2 separate regions of the Homo sapiens genome follow, and region 2 is linked to region 1. A link is a loop called in an ENCODE intact Hi-C map of the cell type or tissue named here. Cell type or tissue: chondrocyte. All regions are shown on one strand. Links, peaks and the distances in the headings refer to the core of each region. The heading gives the core; the rest is flanking DNA. Region 1 has its middle 33 kb from the start of ANO6. Region 2 overlaps LOC105369743 (a long non-coding RNA gene).

Evidence for each region. Peaks named below come from ENCODE experiments on the same cell type or tissue, not always from the same donor. Only the 100,000 strongest peaks of a DNase experiment are listed, where the experiment ranks them.
Region 2: a loop joins it to region 1, with 2.6 times the contacts of the local background. A loop is called at or near these places in 14 of 110 quality-filtered maps.

What each region holds. Positions count from the first base shown.
Region 1 is chr12:45,180,348-45,185,737 of GRCh38, reverse strand. It overlaps the pseudogene PLEKHA8P1. Among named protein-coding and RNA genes, the nearest start is that of ANO6, 33 kb to the left of the region's middle. In chondrocyte, for the core only: a CTCF peak has its summit at 2,279; no DNase peak of the experiment used is centred there.
Region 2 is chr12:45,532,018-45,537,407 of GRCh38, reverse strand. The region is part of intron 1 of LOC105369743 (a long non-coding RNA gene); the gene reads left to right. Among named protein-coding and RNA genes, the nearest start is that of LINC00938, 190 kb to the left of the region's middle. In chondrocyte, for the core only: no CTCF peak of the experiment used is centred there; no DNase peak of the experiment used is centred there.

The sequences.
Region 1 (5,390 bases), core at 150-5,149:
GTTCTCTTCTCCTCCTCCCCACTCTACCATGCCAGTTTACTTGCTTCAGAGTAATTATTCTCTAAAAATTCCCATTTGTGTACTTGCTTATTGCCTATCTCTCCTCTCCACTCCCTCTAGAACCTAAGCTTCAAGAAAGCAGACACCTTGTCTATCTGGTCAACCAGATGAAGATTTATCATGAAGCTAAGGTTGCTTATGCTCAGGGGCCCTCATTTGCATATGCCCCTTCCAAAGCCACATATTTAGTTTTGTATTTGTAATTTTGTATTCCTTTTCTTAAAGAAGGTTCCCCAAATTGTTTAAACCTCAGGCCTCTGTCAAAGAAAAACAGCCACACATCAGTTAAAATGGTAAAACAGATTTTATTTAATAACTACTGACAGTGAGGAAGAGTTGAACTCCAACCCAAGTTGTACAGAGGTGATGGGGCTTTTCTTTTCTTTTTCTTTTTTATTTTTTTAGACAGGGTCTCACCTGTTACCGAGGCTGGAGTGCAGTGGTGCGATCTCGGCTCACAGCAACCTCCGTCTCCCGAGTTCAGGTGATTCTCCTGCCTCGGCCTCCCGAGTAGTTGGGATTACAGGTGTGTGCTGCCATGCCCAGCTAATTTTTGTATTTTTAGTAGAGATCGGGTTTCACCATGTTGGCCAGGCTGGTCTCAAACTCCTGGCCTCAGGTTATTCACCCATCTCAGCCTCCCAAAGTGCTGGGATTACAGGCATGAGCTGGCAGGCTGGGTGGCTGGTGATAGGGCTTTTCAAAGGGAGAATGAGGGAGTAGGAAGGGGGCATGGCAAGGGCTTGAGCAGAGTTAGGGAAGTGAAAAACCATAAAAAGCTGGAAGGGGAATGGATCTATGTGAAATCCATCTGGGTTTGCTAATCGGCATTTGTCAAATTTAAGCATCTAACCCTCCCAGAGAGATGGGGAGTTGGGCCCTATCATTTAGCTTCCTCATTCATCTTCTTTGAACAGCACTTTCATCCTGTCACTTCCCTATTTCAGAAATCTTCAGCAACTCCCACATGAATGGAGAATAAAATTCAGATCTCTGAGCCTGCCATTCAAGGCCAGCTACAACCTGCTTGTTCACCCTTACCTCCTACTTCTTGTCTTCATAAACACTACCATCGCCAGACAGGTCTCTTTACAGCTTCCTGAACATTTCTGGCTCCTTCCATCTACCCATTACTTCACATTACATCATCTGGAGATCAACTTTCCTCCACTCTTAGCCCCCTGTGAACCTTATCCCTGCTTCAAGATCCTTCTCCGTGAAGCCTTTCCAGACTCAGGTAGAGCCCGAGTTCTCTCCCTCTTCTGAATTCTGGCCAGGCAGGCCATTCGTTTAGAACTGCCTGCCATCCATGACCAGTTCCCTTTTCTCACCGAGCCCTGCCTGCTGATCTGGATTATACAAGCACTTCATCCAAGGACCATATCCTCACTGCAGCCATTCCTAGTTTAGAGGCCCCAGTGGAGATTGAGGTCCCAGAGAGGCCAGTTGGGTTGTGTATTTGGAACCCACTGAGAATAAATAACAGAATTTTATAGCTTCTTTGAAACCAAGTAAAATCACCAGAAATGTGAACAGAAAAGAAATAAAGTCATGTAAGATGGGGATATAATAATTTAGTGTAAGTTCCTAAATCACAAATTCTTCAAAGGTAGCTCTATAATAGTTCTGGAAAAATACCTGGTGCAGGAGCATTTACTGCAAGATTGCACACCCAAAGATATTACAGTATAGCAATTGATAATGTGGTGATAATGGTGGCAGTGATATTGCTGGCAATGCAAAGCAAACTCTAGTCCTTTAAGGTAAATGAGACATTGGTATTGTTTGATGGGGTCCTGCAATGAGCAGAAATTATTCACTGCCTTCTATGTTAACAACACCAAAGGAAACAAAGTTTTTCCAAAGGGGAGAATAATTTATATTTCATTTTTTAAAAAATGGTTACATTTTCCCCAAGGCATAATGGAAGAGTCTCCTTCAAACAATATACTTCTAGAAAAGAAAGTACTTTTAGGAAATGGGGAAGAGCTTTTGTTTCCTGCTAGCATCAGGCTTTTTGTCTTCTTTTGTGTCTTCTTTTCAGCGATAGGCAAAACGACAGTTTTTTAGTAGAAGTTAAAATTATAGCCCTACTAAAATCTACTAAAATACAGTATTTTATTTCAGTTTAGACTCATTTCCAATTGCATTTAATCTTTTCCAGGCTTGTTATTGCTTTTTCTTACAATTTCCAATGTGAAATGACATTTTTAGTCTCTTTTGCCCTCTATTGAATTGCCCTGGTAATAACAGTAACTAGCAAAATGCTAGTTCTCTAGCATGTAGGAGAAGACATAAATATTTGATCTCAGATCAGTGATGTGTGTAATTGTTGCTATAGAGGAAGCCTTTGATTGCTGCCCAAATCTGGAGGCTTATTAAAATTTAATTTCTGGATCTTTTTCACATATATAAAACTCAGAACATTTCATAGTATATAAAGTAACCCTTCCCTGTTCCTATGGCAAGCTACTCTTTCTCCCAGGGATGGAGCAGTAAGAAATGCGTCTCATCCACAGGAATAGGATTTAGATATGAAAGAGCAATTCCTTCAATGAGTACCGAAAAATTCAGGAAAGAAATATCAAGGGAAATTGTGGATCATCATGTCTAGAAATCATCACATATGAGACAGATTCTGATTTGTCTGCATAACTTTTGGATTATTAATATGGCTAGTTTCTGAAAAATTATAGTAAAGCAAAAGAGGAAAAAATAGATATGAAAGTAATTAATATATTAGCTTGCCTTCATAATTTAATAGCAATTAAATGCTATTCATAAATTATATTTGCAGAATTCCAACCATAAAAAAACATAAATTATGCAAAATTATTTGGGCAACAATGGCAGAAGTATAATATGTAAAGTTTTTCCTTTTAATACTTACATTACAATTGTAAGTGGGATTTGGCTACTGGCTGACTCATCTCATTATATCCAGATGAATGAAGTACTAAAGAAGCAGATAATCCTGAAGCTTAATTTTATATGTTAGTTTCAAAGCCTCTCAGCTGTACTCAAAGCTGTTATAGTAGCACAACTGACTGATCTATCTTCTACCTCTTCTGGTTTCCCTCCTTCCCTGATAGGATAGGACATGAATCCTAAGGGATTAAAAAAAAGTTAGCAAAGCAATAATGTAGGTAATCCAAGAGGGCTAGATATACATATCTTCCCTTAGATAATTCAAGATTGACCGAAAAGTAAATGTAAAAACAATCTAATGAGATTTTTAGAAACCTAAAGAGCTCGGATTCTCTTGTTGGCAGGCATTATGCAATTAATTTCACTACTGGGATTGAAGATTAGAATGGCTAAAAGTACAAGTTAAGAAAATAGACTCTGGAGTTGGCCGGGCGCGGTGGCTCACACCTGTAATCCCAGCACTTTGGGAGGCTGAGGCGGGTGGATCACTTGAGGTCAGGAGTTCGAGACCAGACTGGCCAACGTGGTGAAACCCTGTCTCTACTAAAAATACAAAAATTAGCCGGGTGTGGTGGCATGCGCCTGTTATCCCTGCTACTTGGGAGGCTGAGGCAGGAGAATTGCTTGAACCTGGGAGGTGGAGATTGCAGTGAGCCAAGATTGCGCCACTGCACTCCAGCCTGGATAATGGAATGAGACTGTTTGTCTCAAGAAAAAAAAAAGAAACTAGACTCTGGAGTCAAACAATCTAAAAGTTCAACATGGGTTATGCCACTTAGTTGCTGTGAGATCTTAAGCAAGTTATGTAACTCGCTAGGCCTCAATTTCCTCATTTGGGTAATGAAAAAAATAAAACTTCATAGAGTTGTTCTGAAAGTTAAATGAGAAAATATCTTTAAAATACTAGAAAAGGACTTGGCCAGAACAGACTTCTGATTAATACTAGTCATTATTAGCATCATCACAATGATTAAAATTCTCAACATTGTTATTTTAGCATTAATAATAAAGATAATAGTAATAGCCTTAAGAAGGAAAATTTCCCTAGGCATTTGCTAGAAAAGAAAGCAAAGAGAGGAGGTCTGACTTCTGTGCATGCTTCCACCCTGGACTTACATTATGCTTGCAACTCAATATTGTGTTTGAGGCTGTGACCCAGGGCAGGATAAAGCCCACAATATTTCTTGGCATCGCACATGAGACACCATTGTGATCTTGTGTTTACTGTCTACTTTCTAAGCAGAGTTCTGAGTTGTTCAGGTGACTGATCAACCAGCAACCATGGAAGTCTTGAGCTGTCAGTTATGTAGTTCTTCATTTTGGGTATACATGGTCCTGGTTTGGGCCAAAAATTAGAATGAGGGACTTATTTGACTTTATAACTTCTTCATATAGAAAACTGTTATACAACCCTGGGCCCCAAAAGTCAGACAGGATGAGATTTTTATTCTCAAGACATATGCATAATTCTGAAGTAAAAAGTAGCAATTTGTTTCAAATATAGAAATATGGAAATTGAATATAAGAAGTTATTTTTCTTTTTTGCCATACTATTTGAAAAGTCCATGATCATTATTTCTGAAAATTAATATGTATCATATTAAACTATTTAAACAGGGTAAAAAGTATGCCATGAAAATAAATTATCCTGCCACCCTAACCCTGGTATTTGAGTTTACTTTCTCAGAAATAAATATTATTACTGTTTGATTATTATGTTAAACATAATCTTTTAATCAAGATACCTTTCTCTGGGATTTTCTTGGTGTTATACTGAGCAGGGGTCTAAATATCAGAAGACTCCTCATCATCAAATTAAAAAACAATTGGGCCTAGCACGGTGGCTTATGCCTCTAATCCCAGCACTTTGGGGGCCAAGGCAGGCAGATCACTTGAGGTCAGCAGTTCGAGACCAGCCTGGCCAACATGGTGAAACCTTGTCTATACAAAAAATACTAAAATTAGGCCGGGGGAATCCCAGCACTTTCGGAGGCTGAGGCGGGCAGATCATGAGGTCAAGAGATAGAGAGCATCCTGGCCAACATGCTGAAACCCCGTCTCTACTAAAAATACAAAACATTAGCTAAGTGTGGTGGTGTGTGCCTGTAGTCCCAGCTACTGGGGAGGCTGAGGCAGGAGAATTGCTTGAACCTAGGAGGCGGAGATGGCAGTGAGCCAAGATCACACCACTGCACTCTAGCCTGGTGACAGAGCAAGACTCCATCTCAAAAAAAAAAAAAAAAAAAAAATTAGCCTAGTGTGGTGGCACATGCCTGTAGTCCCAGCTACTTGGGAGACTGAGGCAGGAGAATCACTTGAATCCTGGAGGCAGAGATTGCAGTGAGCCGAGATCACACCACTGCACTCCAGCTGGGGCACCAGCAAGACTCCATCTCAAAAAA
Region 2 (5,390 bases), core at 213-5,212, 350 kb before region 1:
TCTCCACTGATAGCCAGCAGGACTTTAACAAATGCTTGTTGTATTTAAAGTTTAAAAAGTGTGCTAAAGTTGATCCATTTTCTGGGTGAGTCAACATTTAAATTAGAATCCATGTCTTTTCCATTTCGTAGACAAACTCTTCAAGTGGAAAAATATTTTGGCTATTTCGTGTATGGTCAGAAGTGAGAGGGTAAAAGCAGAAGGTGTTCATTTTGTTGGTTGTTTGATATATATTCTTGAACACCTGCCGCATGCAGGCACTGTTCTGGGGACACCACAAGACACACAGTGTCTGATTTCATACAGTTTACATCTCAGCAGTAAAAGTTGTCAGAAACAAATTGGGAAAATACTGGGTACACAGATAGTGCTCGGCCCTTAGGGATATCACAAACTGGGTAGGAAGAGTTGTGTGAAATGTATATTTTGTAATAAATTAAAGTATTACTTTAATAGATAACTGGAAGAAAAAAGTTCTAATGTCAGACAAGTCGCTGGTGCTGTATTATTAAAACAAGGAAATTAAACTTAATGGCACCAGAGGGAAAATGGTAAAAATGATTTTCTGGTCACATGTTATTAACCATAATAAACTAAATAGAAAAATGGTAAGTGGGGAAAGGGCTAGGTTATTCATACCCTCAAGGCATGCACAGTTAGAAGATGAAAGTAGCTTCCTATTTCCAGCTTAACTCTTTCCTGGGCTTTATATAACATCCCAAAATGTATTCTGGCTTTGGTATTCCTATGAGGTATAATATCCACCTTAAATGATTCTTGTTACAAGCCTCAGAGTTACTTTATTTGTCCTTGGAGACAGAAAATAAGCTTTTACCTCTCTTCTGGATTCATTTTCAAAAATGATTCTTGGAAATGAGTTTTCCTTAGACACATTTATATATAATGACAGGCTAATATCTTACACACCATTACTGTATGTAATAACAGTGTGACAAAACTGACAAGAACTAGGCTATAGATGTAAGGCAATTAGCTGTGAAGGGAGAGTTATCCAGCAGGAAGGATGGGCATCATCATGCTGTGTCGTGACTTAATGATTACTAAGTGATAAATGTGGATATCTCCTGAGGCAAAACTTCAAATAAGTGAAATTTGTTCTTATGGCCCCACTTTTCTTTTTTGGCATACACTTTCTTGCTTCTGAGTCCTTCTTGTCATGGAGAAAAGTCCCAGCCCAGAGACTAAATCTTAGTAGGTGATCAATATCTCTTATTAAATTGGTATATGAGTGGATGGGTAGATGGGTGGGTGAATGGGTAGGTGGAGAGCAGATGGATGGGTGGGTAGGTGCATGGATAGATGGATGAATGGGTGGGTGAATGGGTGGGTGAATGAATGAGTAGATGGATGGATAAATGAACATGTGGGTGGGTGGGTGGATGGATGGATTGATGGAAGGGTGGCTGGGTGGGTGGATAGGTGAATGGATGGGTAGAAGAATGGGTGGGTGGATGGATGGAAGGATGGATAGATGGATGGATGGATAGATGAATGGGTGGGTAGATGGATGAATGGATGGGTGGATGGATAGGTGGGTGGATGGATGGGTGAATGAATGGGTGGATGGATGGATGGATGGATGGATGGATGGATGGATGGATGGATAGATGAATGGATGAATGGATGGGTGGGTGGATGGATGGACAGATGGGTGGGTGGATGGATGATTGGGTGGATGCATGGATGGATAGATGGATTGGTGGAGGGATGAGTGTGTCAATGGATGGATGGGTGGATAGGTGGATGGATGAATGGGTAGATGAGTGGATGGATAACTCATTCACCAAAAAATATAAGGAGTTGATCATATGACCCATCCACATTTCCAACAGTGCTTATCTCAAGGGTGAAGTGTTAATGATGGAATTTTGGGGATCAGTGAAGAGGTGTTTTTAGACAGAAAGGACTTCTTTCTGGTACTCTTTGGCTTTTTGGGCTTAGCTCTTTGAGGCTATGCTGTAAAATAAAGATAGATGATACCAATCTTTTAAGGCCATTATGAGGATTAAAGACAATATTTGCAAAATGTCCAGCCATATCCTGCACATAGTAGGTGGTAAATAATAATAACTCTTAGCTCTTGTCATAATTTCCTTTCAAGTCATGTTGTCATTTCCAAGCATAACCCATCATTTACCCCTTGATATACCTACAGGGAACAACCCAATGCCTACCTAATAAACTTCTTCTCATCCTTTAAGGCCCAGCCTAATATCCCATTAATAGACAAGCCTTCCCAAATCCCACTTCCATACCAGGCAAATATAGTCTATCCTCTCTCTACTTCCATTATTCATATAATAACTATGTAAAATAGGTATTATTATTCCCAGATGCTGGGACAAGAATGAGGCAAGCAAGTTACCTAGGGTACAAAATTTAAGGAGGCACTTACACTCAGGGTTGTGCACGAGTCTCCCATACCTCTCCCTAGGCCTGGTGCTGATTAGTTCCTCTTGATTGAAGAGGAAGCCCAATTTCAAGCAGATGAAGTGTCTTCCTGGTAGGTGGCAGCAGGGACAAAGCCAATATTCTTATTTTATTACACACAAGTTCCTAGAGCAGAGCCTGGTACCCAATTGATGCTCAATAATTTGTCAAATAAATAAACTGAAGCTGTAGGGTAGGTAGCAATTTGGCCTGATATTTGATGTAGTAGTAATGATGATAATGATGATGATGATGATGATGATAAAAATCCAGTCTTTACTACATGTGTACTGTGTGCTAGGCACTCTGCTAAATGCTTTGCTTACAAGTTTTCTCACAATTCCATGGGTAAGGCATGGTTTATTAAAATTTTCATTCTGTATGAAAAAAACGAGGCTCAAAGAAGTTAACCCCTTTGCCTGAGGTCACAGAGTTAGTATGTTTTCATTAAACATATGATATAAATGAGAGTAGCCCGACTCAGGCACCCTTCAATTTGATTTTATCACTTTCACTTTAAAATACTAATTGAAGGCTTTCTTTCCCTCAGAATAAGCAAAGGCTAGTGACCCATCTTAGTGTTAGTGCTGAATTTTTCAAAGGTCTAAAGGTGTTTCCAAACACCTCTCTAACAAGGACAGAACTCTCCTCTGCCAACAGGACCGATGTAAGAATAAGACATTTAGAAGGCATCCAAGCTGAAGAAGACAAACTAAGGATAGCAGACATGCCAACCCCACTCTTGTGAAGTGTGTTTACTCATCTGTTATGAGCTCACTCTAATGCAACTTTACTTTTGGTGTAATAAATTGTATTAACTTTATGCTTGAGTGAGTTATCTCTCAAAATAGAAAAATGTGTATTTCCAGGAGTCTTCTTTCATTTACACATGGAAGTCTACGGGAGTTTAAAAAATGGATTTTAAGAGCTCCAGTGATGGCTAAGAAATTGCTATTTCAGTCTTGAAAATTGCCTTTTCTACCAGAAACACTGAGCAAGGCAATCAGACCATCTGATCTTGCTGGATTGGAAAAAATTACTCAGGCACTGAGATGGCCTCTAAAATTTGATCCCCTTCCCCCTTGACAATAATGATAAAAATTAAAACTTGGGCTCCCTTATCAGAATACTTAAATAGGATAACACAGAAAGCCAACTTGTATCTTTTTTTTTTTTTTAAGAAAGAAGGCATCTAAACATTCTAAGTCCTTTTTTTCTCTGTTGTGTTACAATTCAGGTAACTCAGCTAAGTACTGTGGTGAAAATGGGAACCTAAGTAAACTCCAGATTTTAGTATTAACTTTTTCTGTGTAAAGAGCTTAATCTCCCACTTTTAATAGGTCGAAGTTATTGTATTAGGTTTGATGACAAACAGATGTAATGATTTAGCTATATCCCTATAATCCGGATAGTCTAAGTCCTCATAGTAATCCCTGATCATTCTTTCCTTTAGTAGCCACATGTAATTCATTGAACTCTCGTTTACTCATAACTGTGGAAAGTTAAAGGTACTTCCCAAATTCTCCTCAGTATGGGAAAAAGTGCTTGTATGCTCCTGGTGGTTGCCTTTCACCCTTAATTACAAATACCTGCTGTCAACATAATCTTGATCACCTCTTGCTTGTGAGCTACTGGCCTCTTTATTTTTTTAACTTTTAAAAACTTTCTTTATGTAGAAATACAAGTCTAGAAATACTGGCCTCTTTTTACTGCTGCATCCCAAACATGTTCTTCTTTCCTCCTTTGCAAAAGCCCCTCTATCAATGCTATAGAATGTAATGAACTTTTACTGAAAGTTAGAGACCAATTGGGAAATTATAGCATAGACCAGGAAGCTATCTAAAAATGAATATTAGAATTTCTGGCATCCAACTAGGATGTAGAAACCATGAGAGTGTTGCATTCGCCCTAAAAATAAAACCTTAGGTAATCGGCCGGGCGCAGTGGCTCACGCCTGTAATATCAGCACTTTGGGAGGCCAAAGCAGGCGGATCCCAAGGTCAGGAGGTCGAGACCATGCTGGCTAACACGGTGAAACCCCGTCTCTACTAAAAATAAGAAAAAAAAAAAAATGTAGCCAGGCGTGGTGCCGCGCGCCTGTAGTCCCAGCTACTCGGGAGGCTGAGGCAGGAGAATGGCGTGAACCCGGGAGGCGGAGCTTGCAGTGAGCTGAGATCGCACCACTGGACTCCTGCCTGGGCGACAGAGCGAGACTCTGGGAAAAAAAAAACAAAACAAAACAAAAAAAAAAAAAACACCTTAGGTAATCAACAAAATTATCTATTTTCTTGACTCTAGGAGAAAATTGAATTCACAAAGAAAACTACTAGCCTGAAGTCTTAAAGAAAGGCAGGGTGGGCCACTCTGGCAGAGTTCAGGAAAAAGCTGTATATAGCAGAAAAAGCTGGTATAGCAGATAAGAAGTTCGGTAAAACATGTTAACGAATTGCTAAAGTTTAGGGGTGGACCAGTTGGAGAATACAGAACACCTAGGTGCCAAACAAACAAAGAGGCTCTTCTTTGCTAATATTCACAAGAAAGATTAAGGGAGGCTTGGGAGCCTAGAGAAAGCCTGTTGTCAGTGACACAGGCTTGAAGAAGGCAGCAGCTACTGCTGTGAGAAAGCCGCGAAGCTCTGTCTGTATCTTTTTCTCTTTGAGGAATGAAGGCGTAAGACAGTGAAGAAACAGCAGCAAACCCTGAAATCCCCAAAGCATTGTGAATACCCATGTGGCTGAAGGTAAAAGAAAAATACCGTCTATGTCAGGGGGAAGGGCAATAAACCATTTGGGTTTCTTATGCCTTTTATGACAGGGTGTGAGGTAGGATCTTTAAGAAAGCTTTTCCTCTGAGACCAAGGGACACAGATTCTGCCTAAGCTGAGGCTGGACAAAGACAACAAACAAACCCCCTACTCCTCCCCTCATTTGCAGAGTAAC